Linked DNA regions of Homo sapiens: region 2 is linked to region 1. A link is a loop called in an ENCODE intact Hi-C map of the cell type or tissue named here. Cell type or tissue: OCI-LY7. All regions are shown on one strand. Each heading gives the region's core, and the rest is flanking DNA. Links, peaks and the distances in the headings are about the cores only. Region 1 overlaps TOP3B (DNA topoisomerase III beta). Region 2 has its middle 44 kb from the start of TOP3B.

What was found. Peaks named below come from ENCODE experiments on the same cell type or tissue, not always from the same donor. Only the 100,000 strongest peaks of a DNase experiment are listed, where the experiment ranks them.
Region 2: it touches region 1 in a loop (5-fold over the local background); 4 of 110 quality-filtered maps call a loop at or near these places.

Annotation. Positions count from the first base shown.
Region 1 is chr22:21,967,442-21,976,258 of GRCh38, reverse strand. TOP3B (DNA topoisomerase III beta) reads left to right here. Exons shown (of 18, transcript NM_001282112.2): 2 at 452-619; 3 at 1,771-1,902; 4 at 3,541-3,647; 5 at 4,308-4,382; 6 at 5,853-6,049; 7 at 7,484-7,640; 8 at 8,543-8,656. The coding sequence starts at 550. Among named protein-coding and RNA genes, the nearest start is that of TOP3B, 11 kb to the left of the region's middle. In OCI-LY7, for the core only: CTCF peaks have their summits at 3,586 and 3,786 (motif pointing left); a DNase peak (open chromatin) is centred at 3,808.
Region 2 is chr22:22,022,254-22,031,070 of GRCh38, reverse strand. It overlaps the pseudogene PRAMENP, IGL, the pseudogene IGLVI-70 and IGLV4-69. Among named protein-coding and RNA genes, the nearest start is that of TOP3B, 44 kb to the right of the region's middle. RefSeq lists enhancers at 457-716, 94-874, 1,574-1,703, 2,352-2,421, 5,568-5,747 and 2 more and a silencer at 4,348-4,467. In OCI-LY7, for the core only: no CTCF peak of the experiment used is centred there; DNase peaks (open chromatin) are centred at 4,460, 5,100, 5,450 and 8,498; H3K4me3 peaks cover 3,995 bases; H3K27ac peaks cover 6,499 bases.

The sequences.
Region 1 (8,817 bases), core at 607-8,606:
TGTCCTGGGGCGTCCAAGTGCTTTGCTGAGCGGGAGGTGCTGCTCTCGGCCACGATAGTTCCTCTTTCCAGGTGAGTCCACCTGTAGGTGGAAGAGCCAGTCCAGAGAGGAGGGCCAGGCATCCACCTGGCCTGACCCATCACTCCAGATCCCCAGGCCCCAGCATCTTCCTAGCATGGATTTAGGAATAAAATTGACCTGAGATCACTGGGGCCACTTCACCTTCCCCCAAATGGAGCCACATTCCCAGGATCATCTCAGCCACTTCAGCTGACCTGGTAGTTTTTTCTTGTTTTTAATCTCAGATGTCTTCAAGTTTCCCTAATTCCCTAATTTTTCTTCTTCTTGCCTCAGGTTGGTCTTGTTTTTTCTTTGTTAAAGTGATTTTCCTTGTAGTGGTGTAGGTTCTATTGACAGCATTGCTATCCTGAGTGTCTTTTCTTCTCTTTAGGAGTCAGCATTGGTAATAGTGCTGTGCTGCGGAAGAGTGGAGTCTAAACTTTTTCATTGCCAGTGCCCCGAAACTGGAGTGTGAAGGACCGAGACAAAATGAAGACTGTGCTCATGGTTGCTGAAAAGCCGTCCTTGGCACAGTCAATTGCCAAAATCCTCTCTAGAGGTAGGAGAGACCAGCCCTGCTTTGGTCTGTAAGCACGGTCGTTTATGTGTTACAGGACATTTTTTCCTAATGTGATTCCACCCTGGCTGGGGTAGATTTGGTTCGGGTCGGCAGGTGGTAATGAAGCATCTCAGTATGTCACAGTGGGGTGCATTTGCTTCCACTCCTGGCAATGTGCCAAAGCTGGGGTTCCCATAAGGCACAAGGCACAATTTACAATGAAATTGAAGGACAGTCATTATCCATATGCTGGGCCTGGTGGGGCTATTAGGTACAGGTAGTAGAAACCAGCCCTGGAAGGAAGGAGACGCAGCCAGGACTACACCCCAGTCAAGGTCTGATGAGGCTATGCCCCAGGCATTGTCACCCCTGGATACTCCCACTGTCCTGTGGACCTCACGTCACTCCAGAGTAGCCAATGGACTGAGCTATGGCCACAGGCACTACTGAGACACCAGGGAGCTCGAGAGGGAATGTCTGCCACTCACCCCCAACTCTGGCCACTGGGGTGGTTGGTAGGGTGCTGTTTCCCCCTATCTTTGAATTCCCTCCAAATAGGAAGAGTTTTAGATGCTGGGTACCCAGAAATGACAGGCACCTACCTGGCCTCCCCTTGGTCCAGCAGTTGAGAGGGGAAGAGACCCTCGTTCAGCTGAGAAGGCATGGTCCGCAGGGGACGGTGCCCCAAAAGTGGTGCCCGGTGCCCAGAAGCTGAGAAAGTACAGCTGAGTATGGTCAGTGGAGAGGGTGAGAATTCGATAATTAGAAGGTCCCTGGTAACCGAGAGTAGATCTGGAGTCTGTTTTAGTAAACGATGAATAACGTTTCAATGAAGTGAGGCAAAAATGGAATTGAAGAGTGAAAACATAAATACAGAGAAAGAGCCCACCCCTGCCTGCTCCTGGCTCCCGGCAGCCTGGGGCTCTGCATCGAGAGTGCTCTGTGCTAGGTTGTTGGCAGATGCTGTTTTCCCTGAGCGCCGTCCCACCTCTCAGTGCCCAACTACCCGCACCAGTCTGCGGAATGTCGTCACTCACCACTCTGGGGAAGGAGGACTCTGGCCCTCTGGGAGGTGGCATCCGGGCTGGGGTCTCCACAGGGTCTTCAGCTCAGCTGAAGCAGCCAGTCACTTTGTGCTTCCTCATCCCCAGGGAGCCTGTCCTCACACAAAGGGCTGAACGGGGCCTGCTCAGTCCACGAGTACACTGGGACCTTTGCTGGCCAGCCAGTGCGCTTCAAGATGACGTCTGTCTGTGGTCACGTGATGACCCTGGATTTCCTGGGTAAGCCCCTCTACCCTCCATCCTACTGAAGGGAGTTCTGCATGGCACTGGCCAGGGTCCAGTTGAAGCCAGGAGATGCCTCTAGGCAGGGAAGTTTGTCCCAACTCCATGAGTCATAAGGCCAGCAGATCATGAAGTAGCAATGAGAGGGTCCCTGGTGCGGTGCCCAGAACCCAGGCTCTGGAACTCAGCCCTGGGTCCCCATCATAGCGGCACCCCTTAGTCGCTGCATTCCCTGTGTGCCTTCCTATGTAGACAAAGTGGCAGCACCTATCTTAGGAAGGGCTTGACCTGTGCAGGCATTTAAGAGAAGGCTGCTGCTGTTGCCAAGTTGACCGTCATCTGTCGGTCATTTGGTGGCTGTCGTTGTCATTCCTATATTGTTACTGTTATCAATTACCTTGGAAGCGCCAGTATTAGTGACCTGCTGGGTGTAGGTTTGGGGCCATGTGGTTGGCAAGAGTCTGATCCAGGCTTTTCCCCCTGCTCTGCCGGCTCACTGGCTGGGGATGTGGGCAATGACGGCCTCTGAGTTTACACTTCTCATAGTGAAATGGGTCTCACAGCAATGCCATCTGCTTCCCAAGGCTAAGGATTCAGTGTGACAGTGAGGGCAAAGCACTCAGCACAGGGCCCGACACACAGCAAAGCCTCAGCCCTTGTTCTTGCTGCTCATTGATGACAGTGATGACAATGATGGTGACTGAGTTGTGTGGCTGAGCATTTGGACCCCAAGTTTTATCTCCAACTGGCAGGTGGGGAGCCGGGATTTGAATTTGGCTCTGTCTGACCCCATTCTCCCAGGATGCAAGAAATGGGGCCTGGGGAGGATCGCTTGAGCCCAGGAGTTCAAGACTAGTCTGGACAACATAGTGAGACCCCTGTCTCTACAAAAAAAAAAAAAAACAAAATTCTTTTTAAATCAGCTGGCATGGTGGTGCGCACCTGTAGTCTTGGGAGGCTGAGGTGGGAAGATGGACTGAGGCTGGGAGGTCGAGACTGCAGTTAGCCGTGATCGTATCACTGTACTTCATCCTGGGTGATAGAGCGAGACCCCTGTCTCAGAAAAAAAAAGAAATGGGGCCTAAAAGAAAGCCAGACAGCTGAGCATGCAAGAACCGGGTCTCTGTAGATGAGTAGGTGAATGTGCTGGGCATGAGGCTCAAAAAGATGGTCCTTTAACAGGAACGACTGCACACATGTGTGCCCCCACAGAGTGCTGGGTGGAAGGACAAAGTTCCAGAAACTCAGGTTGGAAGTGTCAATGAAGGCACCATTGTGGGGTCCAGTGCTCAGGCAAAGAGACCCAGCCCAGGAATGGTGCTCCCAGCCACAGGGAAAGTCCCGGAAGTGAGGCCAGAGTGGCAGCCCCCCGAGAGCTTGCTTGGCTCCTGTGGTTGGCCGGGGTGTGGTGGGTCCGCTCAGCAGCCGAGCAGAAAGGAGGCTGGATGGGAGGGGGTTACCAAAGGCCTGAACCCACATCCTGGCTCTGCCTCTGATCATCAGGATGACCCTGGGCAAATTGTTCTCCAAGCTTTCCCCTCCTCATTTGTGGGATGAGGCCAACATCCTCCTGGGGTTATGATGGTCTCGGAGGCTGAGCTCCTGTGACTCAATGTCACTGTGACTGGTTTGTAGGAAAATACAACAAATGGGACAAAGTGGACCCCGCAGAACTGTTCAGCCAAGCTCCCACGGAGAAGAAAGAAGCTAACCCCAAGCTGAACATGGTGAAGTTCCTGCAGGTGCGTGGGGCTGGCCTGGGCATGAGCACACCGGGGCTCCCCACCCTCCACAGCTGCCATGTCTTTGCCCACCCTTGCTTGAGTCCTAATCCCCCTTGGACAGGGGGGCCTTTGCTAGCTTTTTCTGTGAGTGCCCCCTGCTGGCCCACGAGGCACCTGCAGGCACCCCCAACACACAAGGCAGTTGCCATTGCCAACCCTCAGTCCTGGAGAGCAGGCCTTCTGCTTTTAAAATAGCTTGTTTGGTCGGGGGGTTTTTCTCCTTAATTTTAAAACAAATGCATACAGATTATGGAAAATTAGAAAGTGCAGATAAGTAGAAAGACAGAAAAATTATGCATAATCATATTACCCAAGACGACTGCTGTTATCATTTAGGGTTATTTCATTTTAACCCTTCTTCTGGGCAGTTTTGGGGTATAAGATCATGTTGCATTTATACTTTTTTTTTTGGTCCAAAAAACATCAATTATAAACTCAATTCTTTTCTGTTGGCTGAGCCAGCCTCAACACAGCCAGCTCCTTACCCAGCCCAGGTACCAGTCCTCCTAACTGAGGTTCAGGGCCTGGGACCAAGCCCTGTCCTGGATGGGAGCACTGGGGGCGGGTGGCACAGACCGGGTCTGCAGCAGGTACGTGTGAACCTGTGCTGTGTGGCAGGTGGAGGGCAGAGGCTGCGACTACATCGTGCTGTGGCTGGACTGCGACAAGGAGGGGGAGAACATCTGCTTTGAGGTGAGTGTGAGGCTCACTTTGTTCCTCACTTTTGGCCTTTCTGACACCAGCCCCAAACTGACACCAGCAGTCAGTCACATCACTCCTGGGGCCAAAGGAGGGAGTAAACTGTACCGGTTTAAAAACACCTCTCCCCTCCCTTTATTCTGAAACTCCACAGATACTTTTAACTGCATAGGCTCTATTAAAGGTGGTCAGTTGTTCCTCCGCTTGCTGAGGCCTCAACGGTATGAGTGAACATAGGAGGGGCCAAATTGTCTGGGTGGATGCAGGTTTCAGAATGGGATTGTCTTGGGGCAGCTTGGTGTTCAGCATCTTGTGCCCAGCGTGACTTCTCAGGGACCTTGGGTTGATGCTGGTTGATTCCCGACCTCAGCACTGAGCTCCTTTTGCAGGCCTCGCTCTGCTCATCTCCTGCCTCATCCAGGATGCCTCCTGCCTCCAGCCAACCCTGGGAGCCCTGCAGAGAAGCAGGTGGCAGCTGCTCCCTGTGCACACCCCATGCCCCATGCTTGCCCCGGCCATGGTGCCCTCACAGTGGCCATGACTGCTGGTCTCACTTGGTGCCCTTCAGACTGTTGTTCTATGGGTCGCCCCCGTGCTCCTGTACCCCCAGCTCTCACCCGTGGCTCAAGAGCTGGTCAGTGAGACAGAGCTGAGGCACCTGGCGTTGCAGTACAGCACCCTCAGCAAATGCGATCACACTCTGTCTCTTCCCAGATACCCTCTCCTCCCCTGCAGGGCGGCTCCTCCCTGGGGGCCTTTGCATCTGGGAATGGAGAATGGGGGCAGCTCATGGGGCTTTCTCCCTTCAGAAATGAAGCCACTTATTCCCAGTAAGGAAGCTGCGTGGCCAGGCTCCGGCGGCGACCCTAGTCCCACTGCACGGCCTTCCTAGTGAGTCTCGGCTCCAGGACCCCTGCTGTGCTTTAGCCCGAGCTGCCCCCACCACAAGCTAGGACCACCCGTGGCCTTCCTGCTCTTGCCCATTTCCTTTCCCCTTCATTCTTTTTTCCTTCCCTGTCTTTTCTTCAGCCTCTTAAAATTTCCACCCACCCCTCCAAACCCTCCCTCCTAGAAGGCAGGGAATCGTGTCACATGGGATGGGTTTGGGGACTAAGAGGTCCCTCATGTACTTGGCAGTAGCATTTCCTGATTTGGTGGGGATGAAAGCAGAGGATTAGAAGAGAGGGCGGGAGTAAGAAGGGAGTGTTCGAGTATGTTTCTAGATGGGAGTAAAGGAAGCCATGTGGTGGGGTGTTGTGGAGTGCTCAGGGCTTCTGGAAAGGCAGGGGGATAGAGGAGGGTCTGGCAGGTGCAGGAAAGGGGATAGAGGAGGGTCTGGCAGGGGCAGGAGAGGGAGCCGAGCACACGTGTTCTTTCCTGGAAGGAACCAGGCTTCACAGTGGGGTGGGGAGCTGTGGCAGGGATCTGGGAGGTGGGTCACAGCTGGCCACTCCCCACCCCCAGGTTCTTGATGCTGTTCTGCCCGTCATGAACAAGGCCCATGGTGGCGAGAAGACCGTGTTCCGGGCCAGGTTTAGCTCCATCACGGACACAGACATCTGTAATGCCATGGCCTGCCTAGGCGAGCCTGACCACAACGAGGCGCTCTCAGTGGATGCTCGCCAGGAGCTGGACCTGCGAATCGGCTGTGCATTCACCAGGTGCTGGCCACACCCGCAGAGTCCTGGGCACACCCTCACTCTCCCTCAGCCAGAGACCTGCCTCTACTGGTCCCCCTCCGGGGCCCCTAGGCCTCCTCGAGCCAGGATGAGCAACAGGGGATTTCACCAACCCTGAAGAAGGCCAGGCACAGTGGCTAACACCTGTAATCCCTGCACTTTGGGAGACCAGGATAGGAGGATTGCTTGAGGTTGGCAGTTTGAGACCAGCCTGGGCAGCATAACAAGACCCCATCTCTACAAAAAAAAAAAAAAAAAAAATTATTTTTTTGAGACAGAGTCTTGTTCTGTTGCCTAGGCTGGAATGCAGTGGTACAATCTCAGCTCACTGCAACCTCTGCCTCCCAGGCTCAAGAGATCCTCCTACCTGAGCCTTCCACTACAGGTGCTACAGGTGTGCACCACTATGCCTGGCTAATTTTTATGCATTTTGTAGAGACAGGGTTTTACTGTATTGCCCAGGCTGGTCTCAAACTCCTGAGCTCAAGCAATCTGCCCACCTTGGCTTCCCAAAGTGCTGGGATTACACATGTGAGCCACTGCGCCCAGGCTAAACAAAAATTTATTTATTTTTTTGTTTGTTTGTTTTTTGAGACAGAGTCTTACTCTGTCATCCAGGCTGGAGTGCAGTGGCACAATCTCAGCTCACTGCAACCTCTGCCTCCTGGGTTCAAGTGATTCTCATGCCTCAGCCTCCCAACTAGCTGGGATTACAGGCTCCTGCCACCACTCCCGGCTAATTTTTATACTTTTAGTAGAGACGGGGTTTCACCATGTTGGCCAGGCTGGTCTCGAACTCCTGACCTCAGGTGATCCGCCCACCTCAGCTTCCCAAAATGCTGGGATTACAGGTATGAGCCACTGTGCCTGTCCAAACATTTTGTTTTAATTAGCTGGGTGTGGTGGTGTGAGCCTGTAGTCCCAGTTACTTGGGAGGCTGAGGTGGGAGGATCACTTGAGCCCAGGAGTTCAAGGCTGCAATGATCTGTGAATCCCCATTAATGCACTCCTGCTGGGCAATACAGCAAGACCCTGTCTCTACAAAAACAAAAGAGACCTAAAGAAAATTGTTTATTTAGCTGACAGAGATCACATATGCCCTGCTTGATAAAGTGTGTTTGTCTGTGCTCTGGGGGTCCTGAGGAGAGTGTGCAGTAGATGGAATAGAATAGAAGGCTCCCTGGCCTGAGACAGTAGAAACCTCTGTCTCCTCTCTCACTGGCTCTGTCACCCATGTACACACATGAATCCTCCCTAAGGCTATGCCCACTCTGCTCCCACTGGCTTCTAAGTGGGGACACCACCTGATGCCACCTCCTTCATGCACCACCCCTGGCCTTGGGCTGGACTCACATGGGTGGCCATAATAGTGTCTTGAGTGAATCAGTGACCAAAATATCTTTCCACTCCCTCCAGGTTTCAGACTAAATATTTCCAGGGGAAATACGGTGATTTAGACAGCTCTCTCATCTCCTTTGGGCCGTGTCAGACTCCAACCCTGGGATTCTGTGTGGAGAGACATGATAAAATCCAGTCCTTCAAACCAGAGACCTACTGGGTGCTGCAGGCCAAGGTTCCTTGCCTTTCTCTATTCATGCTGGGGCTTTCTGGGTTTGGGGCATGGATTCTGAGAGTCTTCCATCATCATCAGCCGGCAGGCCCCGGGCTGAGGGCAGAAGTGTGGACGGCTGTACCTGGAAGTGGTCTGTGGTGCCTAGGGCTGAGGGACCCCAGCCTTCATGGGGGCAGTGGGAAGAGACTGGGCCTGTATATGCTGAATCTGGATAAGTGGGAATGAGTTCAGCTCTGGCAGTGCAGGGTGAGGTCACCCCACAGGAATCAGTGGCTTCAGTGGTCAGGTCCAAGCACTGGACTGAGACCATTGGCTTTCAAACTTTTTAAAATTCCTAGAACCCTTTCTTCAAATAAAAGCCTCCACAGAAGCTCACTGTAAGACTTAATACAGCTAGGCACAGTGACTGATGTCTGTAATCCCAACAACCTGGGAGGCTGAGGCAAGAGGATTGCTTGAGGCCAGGAGTCCAAGGCTACAGTGAGCTACGATCGTGCCACTGCACTCCAGCCTAGCAACACAGTGAGACACTGTCTTGGAGCTGCTGTGGCTGACACGGGGCTTGGGACCCTGGCGGTGGCCATACCTACCACTGGCCAGGCACTGGGGATAGGCAGGGGTGGTGTGAGAAGTAGGGGCTCAGGTGCTTCTTAGGGACACATCAGCCTCAGCTTTGGGCCACCTTCCTGAGACTGGCTGCCTGGTTTTGGGGCAAGTGGTGGAGAGGGCCAGATGTCAGCTTGCGTATCTGCCCACCTGAACAGGTACAGCTGTGAGCCATTACAGCCAGGGCTATTTGGCTCCCAGACAAGGACCAGCTTCATCTGTCCTGGTTCTTCCTGGCGTTGGGCTCACCTGGAGACTTTTTCTTGTGCGTTCACCCTTTATCCTTTTTCCTGCAGGTTAACACTGACAAAGACAGATCTCTCCTTTTGGACTGGGACCGAGTAAGAGTGTTTGACCGGGAGATCGCACAGATGTTTTTAAACATGACAAAGCTGGAGAAGGAAGCCCAGGTGTGCCTGCTCCACCCACATCTATCACAGTTGCCTTGGGTGAGGGTGGCCCTTGGATGCCTCCCGCTGGAGGAACAGCCTGTGATCCTAGTCCACGTCTTTCTCCCCCTTTCTGAAACACAGACATCTTTTTGGAAAGCTGAATGGTTACTCCCTCATAT
Region 2 (8,817 bases), core at 546-8,545, 55 kb before region 1:
AGGTCAGGGTGCTGAGGGCCATCCTGACCTGTGCAGTGGAGGAGGAGGGTGAGGAAGAGGAGTGGGGTCCAAGCCATGGTGCAGACTCCCCAGAGCTCTGCTGAGGCTGACAGTTGCAGGTATTTCTTACCCACCCTGTAGTCCCAGAGGAGAGAGAGGGGCCCTTCATGCAAATGTGCTCCTCTTCCTCTGCCCAACCAAATCACTCCGTGTGCCTGAGTGTCAGTCCCAGTGGTGGGGTGACATTTCTGGGAGGGGTTACCTGGGCTGGGCCTGGCCTGAGGCTCTCCAAGGGTGCAGAGAGAGCCCAGCTGCTGGCCCCAGTGAACCCTGCGTGGAGACCAAGTTCAAGTGTTTGGTTTCCCAGCTGAGAAACCCACAGAGCCCTCAGCAGCAGACCAACAGCACCCCCTTCTGCCTAGGCCCAGGTCCATCGTGTCTGTGACCAGATGCCAGTGGGTCCTGACAGAGGCTTCTGCCCGGACCAGGGCCTTGACCACGGCCTGTTCTCTGTCCAAGGGCAAAGTGGGACCCCTCGTCAGGGCAGCCTCCTATTTTATTTCAGACTTTAGTTTTCCATTTAGCCCTTTTCAGTGGGAGCGGGACACATGATCCACCCCACTTTGCAAAAGTCCTCAGGAGAAAGGTGTCTCTCATACACGTTCTATTTGGTAGGTGTAATGGGATAATTTACATTGACTGGAACAGAATGTCTCCATTCTGCAGTAATGGAGATGTTGTGAGAATGGATCGGACTGTTGGCTACATGAGCATCTGCATTTGTAAAAACCATCAAACTGTATAATTAAGACCTGTGAATTTTACTTTATATAAGTTATCTTTCTATATAATAAACAGAAAAAATAGGAGAAAATGGCTACTTTTCAGACAAAACCCGATGGAATTTGCCACCAGCAGAACTGCTCTACAGGAAATTCTAAAACTGTTTTTCAGTGAGATGAAAAATAATCTCAGTTAGTAGCTCCCCAAATTAGAAATAAATATTTTAAAAAGTAGAGAAAAGAGGGTAAACTCAAAGGAAAACTGAGTACATAAAACAATGATTTTTACATCAGTTGGTGTTACATGCATGTATGTGTAAACGTAATGGTGCATGTGTATGTACTTATGAACACATATTAATAGAGGTGCGTGCATATTTGTAAACATAACATAACTGTATGTTTTGATATTAGGTAAATTGCTAGAGAGTAAATGGAATTGAAGTTTCTGCACTCTAACTCTGTACTCCCTGAAGCTGTATTTTAGACCCTGAGCTGCCCTAGTCTTTTTATAGTTTCCCAAACAATCAAGGGGACAGATTTTCTACCTTGAAATAAAAACTTAATGTAGGGCTGTCCCCACCTCACCCCTTGGCCTGGATGCTCCCAGGCCAGCAGGAGAATGAGAAGAGAAGAGTTGAGCCTAGGGAGGTTTCCAATGGGGAGAGGACACCTGGCCTTTGATAGGCCCCGGGTCCAACAGGTCAAAGCTTTGGGCCAATCAGGGAATGGGGAACTTGCCATCTGATCAAACCCGAGGGAGACCCCGAGTGTTTTCCCAGCTGGTGGGACCGTGTCAGGAGAGCTTCAATGTCCCTGACTGACTGCAGGCCCCAGTTTCTATCAGGCCTCTTTGACAGGCCTGAGCCCTTCCCTGGAGGGTCCTAGATGGCCTGGATCAACTTTTCTGGTGCTGCTGCTGCTCATCACCTCAGAATGGATTTATCGAAATTCCAAGTTCTAGATGAGCATTGTTGGCCCAGAGGAGGCAATCTCACTGGGACTAAGTTAGAGAAGACTTCTCTTCCATCAGCATAGCATAGGAGTAATAGGCTTTTTAATTAGATCAAATAGAGCAACCCAAAAGAAGTAAAACAGGAAAAAAAAGAAATCTATCTTTCCACTTTTTAGTATCCTGGATGCAAAAAATTAAATTCTTTCTACTGCTCATGCATTGGGTAAACCCCTCACCAGTCAGTTTTAGGCACTTATTTTGTTTTATTTTATCTTTTTTTAAACCTTCATTTCTTATTCAAAAGTACATCCCAATGTCCTACAGTTAGTACTCTGCTATGTGGAAATAATAAGAAAACATCTAATTTGTTTTTCAAGTATTACATTTTTTACCCATGAATTATCCATACTGGGCCAGGTGTGGTGGCTTATGCCTGTAATTCCAGCAATTTGGGAGGCCAAAGCAGGAGGATCAGTTGAGCCCAGTAGTTACAGACCAGCCTGGGCAACATAGTGAGATCTTGTCTCTACAAAAAATAAGCAAAATTAGCCAGGCATGGTGGTGCGTGCCCGTAGGCTTAGCTACTTGTGAAGCTGAGGTGGGAGGATTGCTTGAGCCTGGGAGTTTGAGGCTGCAGTGAGCCATGATTGCACCACTGCACTCCAGCCTGGGCAACAGAGTGAGACACTGTCTCAAAAACAAAACAAAACAAAAAAAGGCCAGGCGTTGTGGCTTATGCCTGTAATTCCAGCTCTTTGGGAGGCCGAGGTGAACACATCACCTGAGGTCAGAAGTTCGAGACCAACCTCGCCCACATGGCAAAACCCCATCTCTACTAAAAATACAAAAATTAGCTGGGTGTGGTGGCGGGCGCCTGTATCCCGGCTACTCAGGAGGCTGAGGCAGGAGAATCACTTGAATCTGGGAGGCAGAGGTTGCAGTGAACCGAGATTGTGCCACTGCACTCCAGTCTGGGCAACAGAATGAGACTTTTTCAAAAAACAACGACAACAACAAAAAAGAAACGCAAAGAAATATCCACACTATATGTTTGTGTTATTAATTCAGGATTACATGATAAAACTTTTCCATCCTTTTACTTTCATTTAATGTTTTCTGTAAACATAATTATAGATACACATTAAGGTGAAAAAATATGTAATAAAGGTTTAGTTACACTTCAACCAGTTTTCCTCAAAAGTGGCATCTTACAACACAATATGCAATTTAGAAAATCAGAATGATGCAATTAACATTGAAGTAATGCTTTATGCCATTTTAACTAGGTGTTTATTTGTGTTATCATTTTACTTTTGTGTATATACTTCTATTTAGAGTTTATTATAGAATCGCATGCTTGTCTCTTGTTTTTTATTTTTCTCAGTGTGACAAACTCTGTGTTTAATATATGTGCTTAGTTCATTTACATTTAATGAAATTATTCACATGGTTGGATTTAAGCTTACAATTTTAGTGTAAGTTTCCTTTTTCTCTTTATAACTTTTGTTCCTCTCCACCCTGTTTCTGCTACTTCTGGATTATTTGAGTATTATTTAGTGGGCTCTTTTGATTTTTATATTGATTTTATATTGGTATCTCTGCACAGTTTTACATTGGTTGCTGTAAAGATTACAACATGTACATGTAACTATTCATGATCTATTTAGATTTAATAATAGGCCTAATATTTTCCCAGTCATGTAGACCCCTTACAGTTCCTTCTTTTGGTTGAAGTTTCATGTATATATATATATGTGTGTGTGTGTGTGTGTGTGTGTGTGTGTGTGTGTGTGTGTATATATATGTATATATGTGTATATATGTATATATAATATTTTTCATAAGTAGAAATTATATCAAAAATGCTATAACTTAGCTTTTGATATGCATATTTTCCAGAACTGTAGAGCTAAAAATTTGGTCTTTTACTACTATATTTATTGGTTATTCTTCCTGCATTCTTTGGGTTCAATGTTTCCATTATCATTTATCTTCCACCTGAAAATTTTCTCTTAGAGTTGATTTGTTTTGATTTTTTTTAGATGAATTCTTTCAGGTTTTCTTCATCTGACAAAGTCTTATTTTTTACCTTTTTTAAAAAAAAAAAATCTTTACCTGGATATAGCATTATGACTCAACAGTTCTTTCTTTCTTTCTTTTGACTTTGTAAGAACATAACACTGCCATTTGGCCTCAATGTATACTCATAAAATACCTCTCATTGTTTGAATTGTTGATTTTCTGTATATATTATAAAGCTTTCTGTCTGCTTTCATAATTGTGTCTTTATCTTTGGTTTCAGTAATCTATTATTACATGCTTGGGCATTTGAAAAACCTAGCTGTTTGGCATCACTGAGTTTCTTAGGTCTTTAAATGCATGTTCTTTACAGAAAGTCTTTAGCAATGACCAGTGGCTGGGGAGAAAGGGTGAAGGGTGGCTGCTAATTGTGGGGGTTTTTTTGTGGGGTGATGAAAACGTTTTAAAATTAGATTATGGTGATAGATGCATAATTCTGTAAACACAATAAGACAATTTAATTGTACATTTTATACGAAGTGAAATTTATCTCACTTTTTCAAATAGAGACAATGTGGGAACAAGGCCCGCTGACCCTTTGCAGGGGCCTGTGGCTGAGTCTCACTTCCTCCCTTGCTTAAACTGTACGATCAGCCACAGGCACCCTCTTTGTTTGTCATAGGCAAGTATGGAGTGATCAGCCTCGGGACAGGCCAAGGGCAGGTTTTTGTCTCGGTTCCCCATGTGCCTGCAGCACTGTGTGAGCACTGAGGCTGTAGTCCCATGTTGAACAGTAATAATCAGCCTCGTCCTCAGGCTAGAGGCCCGAGATAGTCAGGGAGGCTGTGGTCCCAGACTTTGAGCCAGAGAAGCGGTCAGGGATCCCTGAGGGCAGAGAATTTCCAAACATCACAGTTTTGGGAGCACCGTGAGAAATCTGTTGGTACCAGCCCACAGCATAACTTCCAACGTTGTTGCTGTTTCCAGTACAGGAGAGGGTGACCTTCTGTCCCACGGTCCCTGACACCGAGGCTTCCTGGGTCAGCGCAGACTGTGCCCAGGACCCTGGAACAGAGGAGGCAGGCACAGAGAGGTGAGTCTGGGTTCACTACCCACCCCACAATGTTAAAATATAAGAGAAAAGTCATCCCATGTGTCCCCAATAATCACTTTGGCATTCCACAGGCAGTCACCTGAGCAGAGGGTGAGAAGCTGGAGGAGGAGAGGGGTCCAGGCCATGGTGGAGATGCCCCAGGCTCTGCTTCCTAAGCCCACAGCTGAGCAGAACTGCACAGAGTCTCTCTTATCCTCTCCTCCTAAGAGGGCACAGAGCACCCTTCATGCAAATCACACCCCTCCCCCTGCTATCCCTGGGCCTGAACTTGGGGAAAGTTGAGTGTGGGGTGGGGCTAGAGGAGCCTCTTCTGCTCCTGGGAGGTCCCAGCTGCTGGGCCCCAGAAAGCACAGAGCAGAGGGCCCAGGGTAGGGGTCCAGGGCCTGGTTTCCCAGTTGAAACCCCCACAGACCCTCAGGGACAGGCCACACTTCCCTCCACTGTCTCAGAGCCCAGGTTCATTCCTGACTGGCTTGAAGGTCCTCAGCACTGCCTTGCGCACACCATCCCCACACAGAGGCAGCGCTCACGCCCCTCCACCCCCACCCCAGGCTCTTTGTGCTGCAGGTGCTCACCACAGCACATTTCTCGCTGCAAGATGGGCCTCCTCAGCATGAAGTCATCCTCTGCTTCTTCCCCATTTAGATTTTTGTGTGGTTGGGGCCATAGGTGAGTGAGCCTCAGAGAGAACATGTCCTGCACCCAGTGGCCAGGAGGGCAGGAGGGTTAACAACCCTCCCCAGCCTCCATATGGGCCTGAGGGCACCTGCTTCTCTCTCTCATCATACCCCACATCCCCCCGTGGGAGGCCGGGCTCCGTGACCCTCATCACTGTCCTCATCACACCCTTGATGGGGTGAGACCCTTAATGAAAATGCACAGGGAAATTATTCAAGAAGAGACCATCATTATGAAAGAGAGAAAAGTCTGCTTCTCTTATGGATACTTGGACCTGAGGAAGATGACCAAGGTCACCACTCTCCCTAGATACAGCCCAGAGAGGGGCCACCGGGATGACTAGGCACCAGGTAGGATGTGCACATCAGGGTGAAATTGGGAATGGGGGAGGTTAAGAATAGAAGGGTTAGAGTTTTATGGAAAGATCAAGAAGATGACCCAAAAGTTCCGAGACACCTTGTCTAAGCCCTTTACTCACAGTCCAATGTGATTTAACCATTCAAATTTTTTGTTTTTGAGAATGGGCTTTGCTCTTGTTGAACCTCCGCCTCCCAGGTTCAAGCGATTCTCCTGCCTAAGCCTCCCGAGTAGCTGGCATTACAGGCACCCATCACCACACCTGACTAATTTTTGTATTTTTAGTAGAGACGGGGTTTCACCGTGTTGCCCAAGCTGGTCTCAAACTCCTGACCTCAGGTGATCCACCGGCCTCGGCCTCCCAAAGTGCTGGGATTACAGGCATAAGCCACCGCGCCCAGCCTCAAGTATTCTTTTATAGCACTTACTTTGTGTCAGGTACCATTCTATTTGCATCGTGAATGTTAACACGATTATTTTTCCGAGGACCTAATCCGCAAGTGTAGTTTCAGTGGCATTGTATGCTGAGATAGATTACACATACACACACACACACACACAACACACACACAAACGTAAATGTTTGTGTATGTGTTTAATGCTTTCATCTGCATGATTCAGAAAAAATTTAGCATAGTATCTTTCACAGTGATCCACACAAAACAAAAAGATGCCTGTGACCTTGACAATTTGATTCTCCATGGTAACGCTAAAACCTGTATAATATTATTACTTAGTAGTCACGCAGTAAATATTTTTGAATTGAAAAATTAGTGAATATTTAAACACACACACACACACACACACACACACACACATTTCCACCTATCCCAACCCTGGGTAAAAAAATACGATGACAATATTCATTTCAGTCTTCCTCTTTTATTTAATAATAATCCTCCATCTAAATTCTCAGCCAGTTTGTTGGGAGTCAGCCGAGATAGATCTGCTTTTCTCACACACAAGCTCCAAGCCCTCTCCATGTCCAATGTATTCTACAGCATAAAGTGACAAGGAATCTGCTCTCTCCTCTTTACCCCACAGTAACTCACCTAGATCTTCCCACCAGGATGGCATGAGCAACCACATCCTGTCTTCCTGTCCCAGGCCTCTCCATTCTATTCTCATTACAGCTGGAGAGTCACTGATCAAATGCCAATGTGAGTTCATCTCTCCCACCTCACAGCCCCGCAGTGGCTCTGTGTGCTTTTCTCAGGAGGCTGATCTGCCCCAATCTGCACCTCCAGCTCTGCAGCCACCCTAAGTCAGAGGTGTTAGAACCAGAGTGACTCCATGTTGAATAGGGGCTTGATTAAATGAGGCTTAGGCATGCTGGCCTGCATTTCCAGGAGGTTAGGCATTCTTAGTCACAGGATGAGCTAGGAAGTCAACCAGACTGGGATCACAAGATACAGGTCATAAAGACCCTGCTGATAAGACAGGATACGCTAAAGAAGCCGGCCAAAACCTACTGAAACCAAGACGGTGAGGAAAGTGACCTCTGGTTGTCCTCACAGTTAGAAATGCTATGGCAACATCCACAAGTTACCTTATGTGGTCTATATTTTTAAAAAGAATTCCTGAAAAGCTAATAAATAATCCACTCCTTATTTAGCATATGATCAAGGACTATCTATACAAATAGCCGACCAGCAGTGTTTGGTGCTGCCCTGTCTATGGAGTAGCCATTCCTTTATTCATTTACTGTCTTAATAAACTTGTTTCCACTTTATAGACTCCTCCCAAATTATTTCTTGCATGAGATCCAAGAACCCTCTCTTGGGATCTGAATCAGGACCCCTTTCCAGTAACACCTGCAGGAAGCACATCCTGGCCCCTTCCCTGCTCCACTGACTGGAGGCACAGGCCAAGGTAATTTCACTGTTTGACTTGAATGACCAATAACTCATCTTTGGGTTCTCACCTCTGATTAGAATCTTCTGACCCTCACCCTCCACCCATCGCCCTCCTGCTCATTCCGAAAGTCCCACATGAAACCCACTTCTGTGGCTTAGGCCTCTTTGGCAACTTGCCACCCGCTCTCACTGCCACACCCTCATAGAAATCCTTCCCCATATGGATCTTGTGTTCTTCTCTCTCTCTTCCCTCTCAGCTCCTGCTCAGTGGCTGAAGCAGATTTGGAGCCACGAACACGAGTCTGGCAGAGCTTTGCTTTTGTTTTTAACTGGGAAAATCTTTATAACTCTATCAGGTGAAAAGACACATCCAGATACTAAGGCAGAGTTCAGGGTAACATTTCTCAGGGGCCTCAGTCAAAGTTTCTGATGTAGGCTGGTCTTTGAGGCCCGTCCCGACACGTACAGTGAGACAGGATCACAAGGAGGGGAGGAGTCAAGTCCATGGTGGACACAGCCCCTGACCCCACCACACCGTGGGGCTGGACTGCCCCAGGCATCCTTTTCTTCCCCACCCTCTGCAGAGGAGGGGCTGCTCATGCAAGTGTGTTTCCATCAGGGGACTGCCCAGCCCCTCCCTGAGCCCTGGAGCTGGAGCTCAGCTCACACTGCAGCCTGAGGAGGAGGAAGGTTTACTTCCCGCCTTGGGAGGGCCCTGGGAGGAAGCACCTGCTGAGACCATACACAGGTCCCTGCTCAGGGGACTCTGCCAGGCCAGAAAGGACACAGCTGCTGAGTCCCCATCAGTGAGCACAGGGCCCAGCTCCAAGCCCCGAGCTCCTTGGAGTATATGGTTCTTACTGAGCTGTGTCCTGTGCTGGTTACAGGACACACTCCTTCCGTGGCCCAGAGACCTGAGAGCCCAGCCTGTCTCTGTAGTTCACCATCCATCATCTCTGTTCACACATCCATCATCCGAATCCTACCTTCTGTGATCCTGATATGTTGTACTTTATTATTGTAGTTTCTCACTCCCAAAAGGAGTCTTGGTTTCTA